Regions from separate parts of the Homo sapiens genome. Here region 1 is linked to region 2. A link is a contact called in ENCODE Hi-C data. All regions are on one chromosome and are shown on one strand. Each heading gives the region's core, a stretch centred on a gene start or an enhancer-like site at or near the end of the contact. The rest is flanking DNA. Distances are from core to core; before and after follow the strand shown.

Region 1 (6,898 bases), core at 3,910-6,409, 280 kb after region 2:
CAGTCAAATCTTAAATCTCCAAAATGATTTCCTTTGACTCCATGTCTCACATCCAGGTCACACTGATACAAGAGGTGGCCTCCCACAGCCTTAGGCAGCTCTTCTCCTGTTGCTTTGCAGGGCGCAGCCCCCCTCCCAGCTGCCTTCATGGGCTGGCATTGAGTGTTTGTGGCTTTTCCAGGCACACTGTGCAAGCTGTCAGTGGAACTACCATTCTGGGGTCTGGAGGATGATGGCCTTCTTCTCACAGCTCCACTAGGCAGTGCCCCAGTGCGGACTCTGTGTGGGGACCCCAACCCCACATTTCTCTTCCACACTGCTCTAAGAGAGGTTCTCCATGAGGGCTCTGCTCCTGCAGCAAATTTCTGCCTGGACATCCAGGCATTTCCATACATCCTCTGAAATCTAGATGCAAGTTTCCAAACCTCAATTCTTGACTTCTATGTACCTGCAGGCTCAACATCACATGTAAGCCTCCCAGACTTGGGGCTTTTCCCCTCTGAAGCAACAGCCTGAGCTGTATATTGGCCCCTTTTAGCCACAACTGGGTTGCAGGGCACCAAGTTCTGAGACCGCACAAAGCAGCAAGGCCCTGGGCCCACCCCACAAAACCATTTTCCCTTCTAGGCCACTGGGCCTGTGATGGAAGGGGCTGCCATGAAGACCTCTGACATGCCCTGGAGAAATTTTCCCCATTGTCTTGGCGATTAATATCTGGCTCCTCATTACTTATGCAAATTTCTGCAGCTGGCTTGAATTTCTCTTCAGAAAATGGGTTTTTATTTTCTAACACATTGCGTTAGAAATTAGCCTGCAATTTTTCTAAACTTTTATGCCCTGCTTCCCTTTTAAACAGATGTTCTAATTTCAAATCATCTCTTTGTGAATGCATAAAACCGAATGCTTTTACAAGCATCCAAGTCACCTCTGGAACACTTTGCTGCTTAGAAATTTCTTCTCCCAGATACGCTAAATCATCTCTCTTAAGTTCAAAGTTCTGCAGATCTGTAGGGCAGGGGCAAAATGCCACCAGTCTCTTTGCTAAAGCACAGCAAGAATCACCTTTATTACAGTTCCCAACAAGTTCCTCATCTTCATCTGAAACCACCTCAGCCTGATTGTCCATATCACTATCAGCATTTTGGTCAAAGCCATTCAACAAGTCTCTAGGGAGTTCCAAACCTTCCCACATTTTCCTCTCTTCTTCTCAGTCCTCTAAACTTTCCCAACCTCTGCCTATTACCCAGTTCCAAAGTTGCTTCCACATTTTGGGGTATCTTTATAGCAGTACCCCACTCTCTGCAGTACCAATTTACTGTACTAGTCTGTTTTCATATGGCTATAAAGAACTGCCCAAGACTGGGTAATTTATAAAGGAAAGAGGTTTAATTGGCTCACAGTTCAGCATGGCCAGGAAGGCCTCAGGAAACTTACAATCATGGCAGAACTTGAGAAGCAAGGCACCTTCTTCACAATGCAGTAGGAAGGAAAACTGCCGAATAAAGGGGGAGGAGCCTCTTATAAAACCATCAGATCTCATGAGAACTCACTCACTTGTTTAATATAAACCCTTATTAAACATAACAGGAGGCCAGGTGTGGTGGCTCACGCCTGTAATGCCAGCACTTTGGGAGGCCAAGGTGGGCAGATCACCTGAAGTCAGAAGTTCAAGACCAGCCTAGCCAACATGGCAAAACCCCATCTCTACTAAAAATACAAAAATTAGCTGGGCATGGTGGTGGGTGCCTGTAATCCCAGCTACTCAGGAGGCTGAGGCAGGAGAATCACTTGAACCCAGGAGGCAGAGGTTGCAGTGAGCCGAGATCACACCACTGCACTCCAGCCTGGGTGACAGAGCGAGACTCCATCTCAAACAAAAAAAAATAAAATAAATAAAATAAAAACAACAGGGGAGTAACTATAGAGATGTGAAGAGTACACTGACGAATACTCCAGGGCCAAGGAAGAGCATCCAAGGAGAAGCAAACTTGGAAGTTGGGGCCTCCCCAAGGCTGGGATTCAGACCTTGTTGGAAAAGGTGTGGTTGCAGCCAGCAGGAAGAGGATCCCCCTCCTCCTGCAATGTTTCTCCGGTGTTCCTCTACTGAGAAAGCTTAACACCATGCTTGCTACAAAAGAGCAATGCTTAAGGCTTCACTGTGGAGCTGGTAACAAAAGGGTGAATTTGGAGCTGAGAGGTAATAAATTGATAGTTGCCACACTGACAAAAAACATACCATATAATCCTTTTTTATACCACATTTATTAATTCATCCAAAATTAGTGTTCTAGGGACCACTTTTTTTTTTTTTTTCAGTTGAAGTCTTGCTCTGTCACCCACGCTGGAGTGCAGTGACATGATCTTGGCTCACTGCAACCTCTGCCTCCTGGGTTCAAGTGATTCTCCTGCCTCAGCCTCCCGAGTAAGTGGGACTACAAGCGCACCCTACTACGTCCGGCTAATTTTTTTTCTTTTCTTTTCTTTTCTTTTTTTTTTTGTATTTTTAGTAGAGACAGGGTTTCACCGTGTTGGCCAGGCTGGTCTGGAACTCCTGGCCTCATGTGATCCGCCCAGCTCAGCCTCCCAAAGTGCTGGGATTATAGGCATGAGCCACCACACCCAGCCGGGACCACCTTGTAAAAAACACTGATCTTTGTGTGTCATGGAGGATACATTCTCAGTCTCCTCTCCCTCTTGTATGTATCCATTGTTTTTGAATTTCAAAATCTACATGTCAACAACCACATGTGGAAAATACTCTCCACTTAGGAAGGCTGCCAAGGGCCAAAAACTGGGTGTGTATATGTTTGGGCAAAATTCTGCAGCAAGATTTTTTTAGTGCAGGAAGCAAAAAAAGATTGATGAATCATTAACAAGGGTAATTGAGCAAAATATATCAACAAGTTATTGCATTTAGCGGCAATGTTATGACTATTTTCCCATTAGCCCAGATCTCTGGTTATATGGGCTTTGAAAATGCTTAAATTACACATCTCCCGAGCTGGATTTTTCTGCAGCATAGGAATAAAACTCCTAAAGCTAGAGATACAACACTGGCAGTTTTTCATACCTCACAGAAAACCATCAAGGTCTTTGTCATCCTTCAAGTACTAACTTAAAATACAGCCTTCCCAGACCCCTCCCCAACAAAGAGAACAGATCTCTCTCCCTCTGGACCCTGACTTTTTCTGTTTATGCCTCTGCTGAAGCCCTTCCCCAGGCTAACTTGTTCCGTAGCCAGTTATGTCCGCATTGTTCCCTCCCACTAGACTGTGAGCTCCTCGAGGGCAGGAGCATTCCTTCTTCATCTTGGTAGCCCCACAGCCAAGCACAGTCACTTGATGTAAGCTCCCATCGTTATTTGTTGACTCAAATTTGCTCACTTCAAGTGAAGGAAGAATGATAGTTTAAAGTCATACGACTATCATTCCTTACTTGCAAAGAAACTTGGCAACAGACAGGTGCTGAGCTGGTTTCTGCTGTAAGCAATCTTCAAGGCATTTCAAAAACGATGGTCTTCGAGGAGATTCCTTTGAGATAGGCAAAGGCATAGAATTTATTTGAGAATCCTGGAATGCAGGAAGGTTACAGGCTAACTCAAAACCCAGAAAAAGCAATTGATCATGATTTTAGACAGTAATTCTGTTGCAGCTTCTCCAGATTCATTGCTTTCCTTCCCCTCATTTCCCACCTCCAGTCTTGATTCCCCATCATTTACCAGTAGACTATTTGGCATAGTTTTAGGATATTTTGTTGGTAGCACAGAATACTTTCTACCCCATTTCAAACCTTCCCCGCGAGGCTCAATTAGTCAGAATAAACCAGATTATGAGGCAGTAACAGATAGCCCTCAAATTTAAGTGCCTTCATACCATAATAGTTTACTCTTCATGTTTGCTACATCTACTGTATGTCTGGGCAGCTCTCCAGGACAACTAAGGTCAATGCAGTAACTCAGCAAACTACATGTCCCTTGCCTTGTGGCTCTAACATCTCAAGACAAGATTGAAGAGAGTGTGTGGCAGTACCAACATCTGTATGTTCTATGCTTGGGCTCTGAAGTGAAACTGGACACATAGCTCCACCTACTGGCAAAGGACCTAGGAAATGTAATCCTCTGTGGACCCAGAAAGGAAAGAAAAACCAGATACTGATAAGCTCTGGTACTGTCTCTTCTAAGGGTTTCACAATAACTTTTTTGTTGTTGTTTTTTGGACACAGGGTCTCTCTCTGTTGCCCAGACTTGGATGCCCAGTGGTACAATCATAACCAACTTCACTGAAGCCTCAACCTCTTAGGTTTGAGCAATTCACCAACCTCAGCCTGTTGAGTAGCTAACACTCCAGGTGTGTGCCACCACCCAGCTAATTTTTTTTTCTTTTTTTTCTTTTTTTTTTTTTTTTTTTTTGGTGGAAACAGAGTCTCACTATATTGCCCAGGCTGGTCTCCAACTCCTGGCCTCAAGTGATCCTCCCACTTCAGCCTCCCAGTGTTCTGGGATTACAGGCATGAGGCACTGTGCCTGGCTCACAAGGACTTTTATAAGTTAAAAATGTGCAAGTGCTCCACCCATCAAACCCATCCCTCTTGTAAAGCAGTGCCATGAACCACTACATGCACTTGGAAGGCAGATTAGAAGGGGCAGCTTGCTGCTCCCGCCAAAGATTTACCTAAGAAGACTAAGCCAGGACCAGTCTCCTCCACATCCCCTGAAGCAGAAACCTCCCCTGCACAGATCAGAAGGGGAAAGTGCAGCCTCCCTGCCTTTCTCACCTACAGTCTTATTTATGGGGTGGTGAGGGCGGGGGGCCTGTATGCCTATTTGTTTACCAGAGGTGTTTTAGCCTAATTGGTTAGGAAAGAAACAAAGCATTTAGACAAATAATTGGCCATTCCAGGACATCCACCCTTGAAGAGTTCCCTGACAAGGAAAAGAAGATTCAAGAGTAAAGTTTGAAAGGTTTCAGCTTTCTTTCCAATGTTAGAAGAAAAACCTTAGCCAAAGTAAATGTAACAGTTGAATTGAGCAAGAATGATTCATGAATCAGCCAGCCTCCAGAGCCAGAGTAGGCTCAGAGAGTCCAGAGCAGCCATAGGGTGGAAGAAGATTTATGAACAGAAAAAGGAAAGTGACACACAGGAAACAGAAGTGAGGTATACAAACAGCTGGACTGGTGACAGCTCAGGCATTTACCTTATTTGAACACGGTTTGAACAGTTGGCACCCTTTGACTGGCCAAAACTCGGTGATTGGCACAAGAGTAGGTTACAGTCTGTTTATATCTCCGTTTAGGTTATAGTTCATGATGTACAGAGAAATCTTTAGGCTGAACTTAAAATATGTAAAGAGGCAGCTCTAGACTAAACTATTTAACACCAAATTCAATAACTAATTTTATTTTAATATAATACTTCTCTTTGCTTATAGATATTGGAATTCAACACCTCCAACAAATATTCATTGAATACTTAGAATATACCTGACTGCAGGAAATAGAAGCCCAAATATTTTTCAAACAACTATGATGTTCCAAGTTCCAAACTGTATGTTCTTTTATTTTATTTATTAAACTTTATTTTATCCTTTATTAAAGGATAAATTACTTTATCCTTTTCGCATCCTTTGACGTTCTTACGATTGCTCCCATTTTGCAGAAAAATAAACTGAGGCTCAAAGAGTTGAGCAGTTTAGCCAAGTTCAGGGCTAGGAATAGTGGGAAAATGGGCATCTCAACTACATTGGTCTGGCTTATGATAATGGAGGCCCACATATTCATTCCAAATCAATTAAAACTTAGAAGTTGTTGGTTTAACAACCATTTTTAGACTTGGTATTACTTGAAAGTATAATCAAGGGATCATTTATTCATTAGAGTAACTACAGTTCTATTTGAATAAGCTGAATTTTTTTCATGCTAATTATGTCTTTTGTGTACTATCCATTATGGCATGATGATCTTTTCAACTTCATCCACTTCCCTTTCTCTGTAATAACTCATTGAACAGAATGCAGTTCTATAAATGGTCCAGGGATGTACTCCTATCCCAGGATTTAAAAAGATAATATTCATAAGGCACTTAACAAAATGCCCATAACTAAGTAATCAGTGTATAAAGATTATTTATTTTCTTTAGTAAAGTTGCAGAGCGTTGGTCCTTATGTCGTATAGTAAGTGAAAACCTAAAAAATAAAAACCCTAATACCTGATAAGAACTGTAAATATCACAAACCTATTAGAAGTGAGATAGAGATGGAGACCATTATATGTGTCTAAAATGACGCATCTTTAGCTTCAAACACACACTCATGGGGCTTAACAAGAGCAATTGTGTGTTCACTCATAGAAAGACAACAATCAAAACAAATTTAGAAATATTCTGAAAAGTTGGGAATCTGTTGTCAAAATTATGACTAAAAGGCAAGATATAAATAGAAGTTTTATAATATTTCTTAGCTTTTTTCTGAATGAACCCTCCCTTAATACTAGATAAGCCTATTGTTTAGATTTTCTTACATTTTATTTTATGCACATTTTCAGAAGCCATTTACACAAAATTAGGATACTGCCAGTGTGTACTTTTTTTACACAATAAGTCTACTTTGTTCACTGTCTCCCCAGTATCCAAAGTAGTGTCTGGCACACAGCAGGCTCTCAGGAGGTCCTTGATGAATAAATGAATGACCAGATCTACATAGGATAATGCATGTGACAAAGAGGAAAAAAAACTTCAAAAGCTAGAGCTGAATTCCCCTTAGGGAGATAGCTGCCCTTTTGTGGATAATCCATTGTGATGGTTAATTTTATGTGTCAGTTTGCCTGGGCCATTAGATGCCCAGATATCTGGTCAAACGTTATACTGGGTGTGTCTGTGAGGGTGTTTCTGGATGAGATTAACA
Region 2 (7,649 bases), core at 825-3,324:
TTTTTTTTCAAGTTTACTTTTTAATAACACAAATAACCTTCAGTAACTCATGAGGTATTCCATTAATGCCATAAAAGTACAAAATTTGAATTTCTGGTTTAGAAGTTCTCACATTTCATAGAATGCAAATGTTAGATGCATTTATGCAATCACAAATGCAACTAAGGTCATTGGTGGCAAACAACAGAAAGCAACTCTGGTTGATTTACACAGGAAGGGAATGAATAAATGGTGTTGGGATGTTCAAGGAATGGATCTGAAGGCAGAGGAACTAGGCTCAAGAGTCTGTGAGCAGAGCCAGGATCCTGCCCCATCACTACCGGCCATGTGCTCCCTCCCAACCCATTCCATGCTGCTAGACTCATTTGCCCTGGACATTCACTCTACACCAGTGATCTCCTGAGTCCAGCACAGATGCCATGGATAATGTCTCTTCACATCATTCTCTCATTATTCAAAGTCCTAGACAGAAGCTTCTTCTTACTCACACTCAAGTTTTGGCCCTGGATCTAGCTGTTAGCCAGTAGAGACAGGAAATACTTGCCCCCTCCTTGGGCTTCTGCTCAAATAGGAAAGTATCCAGAAGCTGGGGAATCAAAATGACTAAAGTTTGTTAAAATAAAATACCCAAATGAATACAAAGTGAATATTTCATGTCAGTGAAATACCCAAATAACAAAGAACTGTAATTTATTGAGGTGACTTTCTTCCAGGCAATGCACTATGTGCAATATATAATATATTGCGTACTTCTAGGCAATACACTATGTATAGTATATAATATATATAATTTCCATCTCATTTAATCCCTCATAGCACCCCTAATGAGACAGGTATTATCATATTAAGGACAAGGAAAGAGTAACATGCTCAGGGTCACAGAGCTATTGAGCATCAGAGCCAGAATTTAAAGGAAAGCCTTTCTGAAACAAACACCAGTTCCTCTAACCACTGAACTACACAGTCTCTCCATGAGTATTGCCACTGTGGGTTGGCTCAGGGTTTGCACTTACAAGGCATATGATGCATGTTTATTTTGGCATTTCCTTTCAGTAGACATTCAGTGAGTTTCCACCACCTATAAGCCACCATCTTAAGCACCATGGGTGGATATAAACATGAGTAAAGTACACATCGGTCACTAACTGCAATATGGAGAATGACAAAATCCCTGCAAGTGACAAATAAAAGATAAGTCATACCCTGAGGGCAAGGATTGTGTCTTTCTTGCTTACTGTCTATCCTTAGTACTTAGCATGGTGCCTGGACATAGCAGACTCTCAGTAAGTATTTAATAAATGAATAAAAATAATTAACATTTATTATGCACTTACTATGAGCCACGCACCCTGCCAAACCTCCTGTGAGGTACTTACAATGATTAATCTCCACTGTGTATCCTACCTAGGATCACATGTGAGTAAGGGGCATACAAAACCATGCAGACTGTACTTTACTGGGGGTGAGAGCTTCAGCTTGAGGTCGGCAACCAGACAGCATGCTGGCTATAGCAATCTGGGCTCCACATCTGTACCCCTTGGCTTTCATAAGAAGAAAAGGCATCTTGTTCAATGGCTCTGTTAAGAGAAAAGAAATTGCTTTCCCAGAATTTTCCCACAGATCCCCCCTTTGCATCTAACTGCCAGGAATTGGTCATATACTTATTCCTAAATTGGGTCCTGTAGCCAAAGTGAAGTCATGAGCTGATTGGCCTCGGCCAAAATGGCCAGTCCAATCAGGTCCAGAGAAGTATTAAGAGGGCTATTAAATAGTATTAAGAGGGTTCTGATGATTCTTAATAGGGTCAAGCCCTGCAGCTGGAGGTTGGTTCAACTTCCCCTGGAGCATATGGGCTATTGGGAGATGGGTAGCTACCTGAAAATAAGTGGAACTACTCTCAGGAAGGGGAAATGGACAGATGGATGCTCTATCGGTAACTGAATATGTCCACTATGACCTCCCTCTTTAAATTCCTACAGGCCCCCGCAGCTCTCAGAATGAAGTCTGAATGCGTCAGCAAAGCACACAACGTTCTTCACCACTTGCCTTCAGCCTGATTTTCCAGGCTTACTTCCAAACCTTGCAGGTCTCCTCCCCTGGTTTCCTAGAACTATTCACTCTCCTCTGAAAGCATGCCCTGCCCTTCCCCTTGCCTTTGCCCATGTGGTCTTGTGCCCGGAAAACTTTTCAGCTCTCAGATAACATGGCAGCTCCTCCTCTCAGCACCACGTCCTGCCTACTCCTTTGGGTGAACTGCTACCCAGTGTCTCAGGGGCCCCCAGGAGACAGTCTGCAAGGGCAAGCCTCCCTCACCAGGCTGCAGTGGTGCCTTCCTTGTCTTTGAATAAAGCAAGAAAATGAAAAGTCATCTGAATGAGTGAATGAATCCTAATGCAATATACTGTCTCAATTTCTTGAGCTTTTCCTTCCCAACCCTTATCACAATTGAAATTACATATTCATTGACATAATCATTTGTTTGGTATCTGTTTCCCCCCATAAAAATATAAGCTGTCTGGGGGCAGGAACCATGTCTCTTGTTCACTCCTGTACCTACCACAGTGTCTGACACATCTCAAGGGTTTAATAAATATCTGTTGAATGAATATAACATCCAGAATATAAAGCTGCCTAAAAACTGCACACACTATTTTTTCCATTGTATCTTTTCTTCAACAAGGAAATAATATGGCTCATAGGAATGAAGAAGAAACCTAAGCTTTATTCCAGACAGCTTTTCACGGCTTTGATTGCTGGAAAGAGGCAAAACCCCAAGTCACATGATTTTGTATTTAGAATATTAATTTTCCCTAGGTCATGCAGAAACAGCGATACTTTCCTTAATGAAATGCTCTTGTACTAGTTTCTATTTGTATGCAAAACACATCATTGGTTTAACATATTGAGACAATCTCCCCTACCCATGCACACCCATATCTGCCTAGCCGAAGAAGGGGAAAGGCTTCTGATTTATTACACATAAACAAAATGAATAAGATAACATTTTATTAGTTAGAAACCATTATAAAAACAGCAATAAAATGGGGCAGTACAAGTGGAAGACGCCCTTATCAATAAATCCTCAGAAGTTTAGGACCCTGGTGCATGTTGTAATAATAAAAAAGATAATTAAAAGGATCGAATTGCACAGCTGTATCATTTTATCAAGAAGCAGCCCTCTAACAATAGAAAACATCAGGGCAGTAACAGTTGGTGAGTCTCTAACCTTTTTAAAAAGGAAAGGTATTTGAGATTCAAGTTGTTTTAGCTATTGTGAGAAGAATCCATGTTTACGTTGTGTCGCATTGAAACATGCAAATCCAGGCAAGAAATGGCTTTCCTTTAAAATCAGTATCTTTATGAGTCTTGTTTCTTGTGCTGAGCAGTAACTGGCTTTATTAAATTAGCCATATCCATCCTATCAATTATAGCTGATATTATAACTAACAACTGTAGGTGAGAAAGACAGTTTCCTTACTTTTTGTCTAAGAAAGTCTTGGGTTTTCTTCCCTTGACTGAGAATCTTCATTTTGTCTTAGAAAATCCTTATGACACATTGCAAATACTTTTTATACAAAGACATCACAAGGAAACACAGAAACCTCAGAGCTTTTTCATTTCCCAGAGAGCTGTAGTCAGTTTTTAGAAAGTAAATTGTGTCCTCTACCCTCCCCTCAACTCCCTCCAGGTCAATGTTTCCCCTCCCCCATCCTGGTCAGTTTAATATGAGTCACTGCCTGGGCTTTGTTGTATGGAATAAAATAACATATTCTCCTGGGAGTCAGTTCATGCAAAACACTCCCTGCTGAGAGTGGAAATTTACCCATAAGACATTCTTCCAGCAGCAAGCCCCTGGAGGAAACCTGACCAGAATGTTTAAAGACTTGAGGAGCTCGGTCTCCTTAACTCCCTCAAAATTTCTCAGAGAAAAAAAAAAACACACACACACACATATTTAAGGTTTATAACACCTGGTGACAAAAGACACAGTGAGATATGATGTTATTTAGAAAGAAAACTGAAAATGAGTAGATTATTTCCAATATTTCGTCTGCCACTCTGTCTTCTACCACGATTTCTATTCTTTCTATTCTCCCTTCCCATTTTGGTTTATGGTCACTCTGCAGTCGTTCCATTGATCAATGCATGAACTCTTTCTTTTAACAACTGCCACATACTCAATAAGTTACTTTAAGCCAAGTAGCTATTATTTTGCAACATATTTATAAACTCTGATATATTTTCTGTAGTGTAAATGACATCGATTTACCACTAAAATAATACATGTGTTCATAAATGCATAAATCACAAGAAAGCTTAGTTGGGACTTATAAAAAGTCTTGAAACAAGCCCATCTTTGTAAAACATACACATATACATAATATAATTAATAATGTAATATACACACATACTATAGATACAGATACTTTTTTTTTTAATAGTAAAGCTAAGGATCATGAAAGAACATGGAAATGGAAGCCCAGCCCAAGAACTTTGCCTCTCCTTCATCAACATTTACCAAATGGTGATGCAAACAAATCAGAAGAAATATAAATTTCACCGAAGGCAGCTCCCATCTTACAGAGGGCCTAGACAAAGCTGGTAAGAACCGGCTGTCTTGAAAAGGCATCAGAAGAGATTTACTTGATGGCCCCTGGGCTAGACATTGTGTCATCTTTTCTTTTTATTAAGAACTTGTTATCTAGGTTTTCAAAAGTGTACTTATAATACACTTTACTAAATAGTTTGTAGAGTTGCACAATGTATGCCTGTATAAAAACCCTGTTAAAAATTTCAAAGTTTGCAAACTGGAAGAATAAGTGAGTGGCTCATTTAATTTATTTTAATCAGTTATATCAGGAAAATGCAATTATATTGAAGGGAACCCTTTGCAGAAGCAGAGAGCAATTAGGTTTTGCGTGCAGAGTACTTTTTTTTTTAAAGCCCATGTCTGCAGCATTAAAGAAAAGCATAATGTCAATCATCTTGATTTCAAATTCCTTTAGTGCAGTCCTTAAACAGTGCAAAAATTATAGAAAGCTAAAGCTATTTTTGTCAAGATTGTGTGCAGCTGTTTTCTGCAATTCTTGAACATTCTTGATATAAATGTGTTTCCAAAGGTACCCGTTTTTAAAAGTAAAAATTACTGCAGTAATGCTCTTAACCTTATTTTAAATAGACATTTTCACATCATCTCTTAAAGAGAAAAACTTACCAAAGAGGCCCCTTGAGTGAGCTAAAGTTTCACTAAATTTAAGTAATGGGATTTCCCTGCTCATTAACATCATCTTATGCAAAAGAGTAGCTTAAAACTTGACAAGTAGATGGCAACAGTGCAAAATGGCAGCCTATTTAAAGGGAATTTGTTAAATTGTCGAAGATGTGGGTGGGAGACAGGTTAAGAAAATTTTATAACAAGTACTGCACTTCCAAAGACAAGTCTAAAATTCTAACCTCAGGAAGGGCAGGGATCTCTCTCTCTCTTTCTCTCTCTGCTTTCAGGGCTTTGGGCAGCTTTAAAGTGAAGCCAATGCATTTCACAAGTAAAAACAATCATGTTTCCTTTCTGCCTAATGTAAATAAATCAACTTTGAGCTCAATATTGAGTTGAAATCTCTTAAGATATAGTGACTTATAACCTGTCCAGATATGATTAACAAAGACCTTTGATTAAAAATGGGAATATAGGTGGCAAGTGACAGGTAGATCCCTGGAGCTCACTGTGCAACTTCTCATTGTTTCATGTATTCTTAGATTTGGGTCATTTTCCGTTCTGTAACATGGGAACTTGTGTAAATTTCATTATTATTAGAAATTCAACCAGTGGCTTGAAACTTTGAGCAAATACTTCAAGTCTCATGGAAGAAATGAATCACCTAAAAGTACAGTGTCAGCTTCATAACACATGCAACCCCTAGCTTAGAAAGGTACTGCATTTTCCAGAAGTTCATTGGTAAGCTGATAGTTTAGTATTCAGAATGCATTTTTTTGATAGAAACAATTTCATACGTTATGACTGGTTTTCTAAATTAACAAACAAGCCTATTTAACTCATAATGAACCAGAAGTAGGTGTTAACACTAATGTGGCAGTATTATAAATACATCGTTTGACCACTTATGATACTGTAACTGGGGAGAAATATATTTTAATTTTTAAGTCAGGCTACTGAGAGCAGATATCCTACTCTGCTTCAGAAAGACACTGCAAATACACCTGGACATGAATTTTTAACTCTCGACAGCTCTATGATTGCAGAAAGAAAGGCATTGTTTCCCATTCTTTGATTCATATAATAAAACAACTGTATATCTGACCATGCATTGGCTGTATGACCTTGGGCAATTTACCTATTCTCTCTGTGCCTCACTTATTGTGAAATTAAGTGAGGTCACTTTTCTGCAAGTAGACATTTGCTGTTTGCCTCACCCACCTTCTACCCCTCTCACAGCTGTTCCCCTGGTTTTCACTGGGTGATAGTCTCTCTCTACCCAGCTCTCATCCACATGGTATGACTGGTGCTCCATTCCCATCCCTAGAGTGGAACACATGGCTTGGGCCTGCCAATCTCAGCTGGCTTCAGGGGTGATTTTAGGGCAACTGCTTTGAGGGTGGTCCACCTTCCTGAGTAGCTCCAGTAGGAGTGAATCTCATAATGTTTTTCCCTGAGAATTCTGGGACAGAAGTCTTTCTCTGCTTGGTCTGCATCAGGAAAGATACAGCTTCAAGAGCACCTGGCGCCATGTTAATTTATTCCAGTGGTTCTGGTGGCTGTCAATGACCTGCAGGGGACATTTGGCAATATGTGGGAACATTTTTGGTTGTCATAACTCTGGGAAAGCTGCTCTTCTCATCTAATGGATAGAGGCTGGGGTGCTGCTAAACATTCTACAACGCATAGGATGGCCCCCCACAACAAAGAATTTTCTGTCCCAAAATGTCAATAGTGCCGAGGTTAAGAAACACTGCTCTGACTGCAGGATTACATCTAACAACCCAAAGAAACAGCTGAGAAGTGGAGGAACGTCAACTCCAGGTGATATTGTTTGAATCCTGGATAGAGTCAATACCTATTTGATTTTTCTGTCACTTACACCCAAAAAAATCTTACCTGACCAAATTGGTAAATATGCAACATACAGTAGACACCCCGTAAGTGGTGGCCTTTTTCATTAAAGGTTATCATCCACGTGATATCCAGGATCAGGGGACTTCGGAATCACAAATGTTAAGGGATCAGATGCTGTCTACATAAGAATTGCATGTTTTAGCTCCCTGCAGCACACATCTGTGCCCTCTACTGTGTCCTCAACACATTCTGCATTTCTGATTTGTACTCAGAAAAAACAAAGATTCCAAAGATAACGCCATTTTTGTATGGAATTTGCAATTTTTCTCTAGTTTATAGCTATCATCAAAAATTTAATGCATCTGATAGGAGATTAAAAAGTTAAAGAAAAGGTTGCAAGATTTCCACAAAATTACTAAATATTTTTCTTAAGTAACTGCCAGGCACTAGTCTCTGGAGAGCTTGATTTACCATAAATGTTTAAAATGAAAATAAAGGAGTTCTGAAAAAAAAAGAGAAACGGCTATTTAAAAATTGCTTCATAAATTAACACATAGGAGTGAAAGAATCTCATTGATAT

Evidence for each region. Hi-C counts contacts between places; a loop is a spot of excess contacts on that map. Pooled maps may share reads with other maps.
Region 1: a map with no recorded cell type shows a loop between it and region 2 (3-fold over the local background). The contact joins two enhancer-like sites. A Hi-C loop is called at or near these places in 4 of 168 maps with a recorded cell type or tissue (Caco-2, GM12878, OCI-LY7 and 1 more), 1 of 37 single-sample maps with no recorded cell type and 8 of 50 pooled maps.

Annotation. Positions count from the first base shown.
Region 1 is chr4:17,443,797-17,450,694 of GRCh38, forward strand. No RefSeq gene overlaps it. Among named protein-coding and RNA genes, the nearest start is that of QDPR, 65 kb to the right of the region's middle. Within about 2 kb of position 5,160, at least 3 of the 41 ENCODE cell types and tissues checked have a DNase peak (open chromatin) inside an H3K27ac peak, as active enhancers do.
Region 2 is chr4:17,165,022-17,172,670 of GRCh38, forward strand. It overlaps LINC02493 (long intergenic non-protein coding RNA 2493), which reads right to left. Exons shown (of 6, transcript NR_125919.1): 5 at 7,112-7,247; 6 at 6,736-6,782. Among named protein-coding and RNA genes, the nearest start is that of LINC02493, 17 kb to the right of the region's middle. Within about 2 kb of position 2,075, at least 8 of the 41 ENCODE cell types and tissues checked have a DNase peak (open chromatin) inside an H3K27ac peak, as active enhancers do.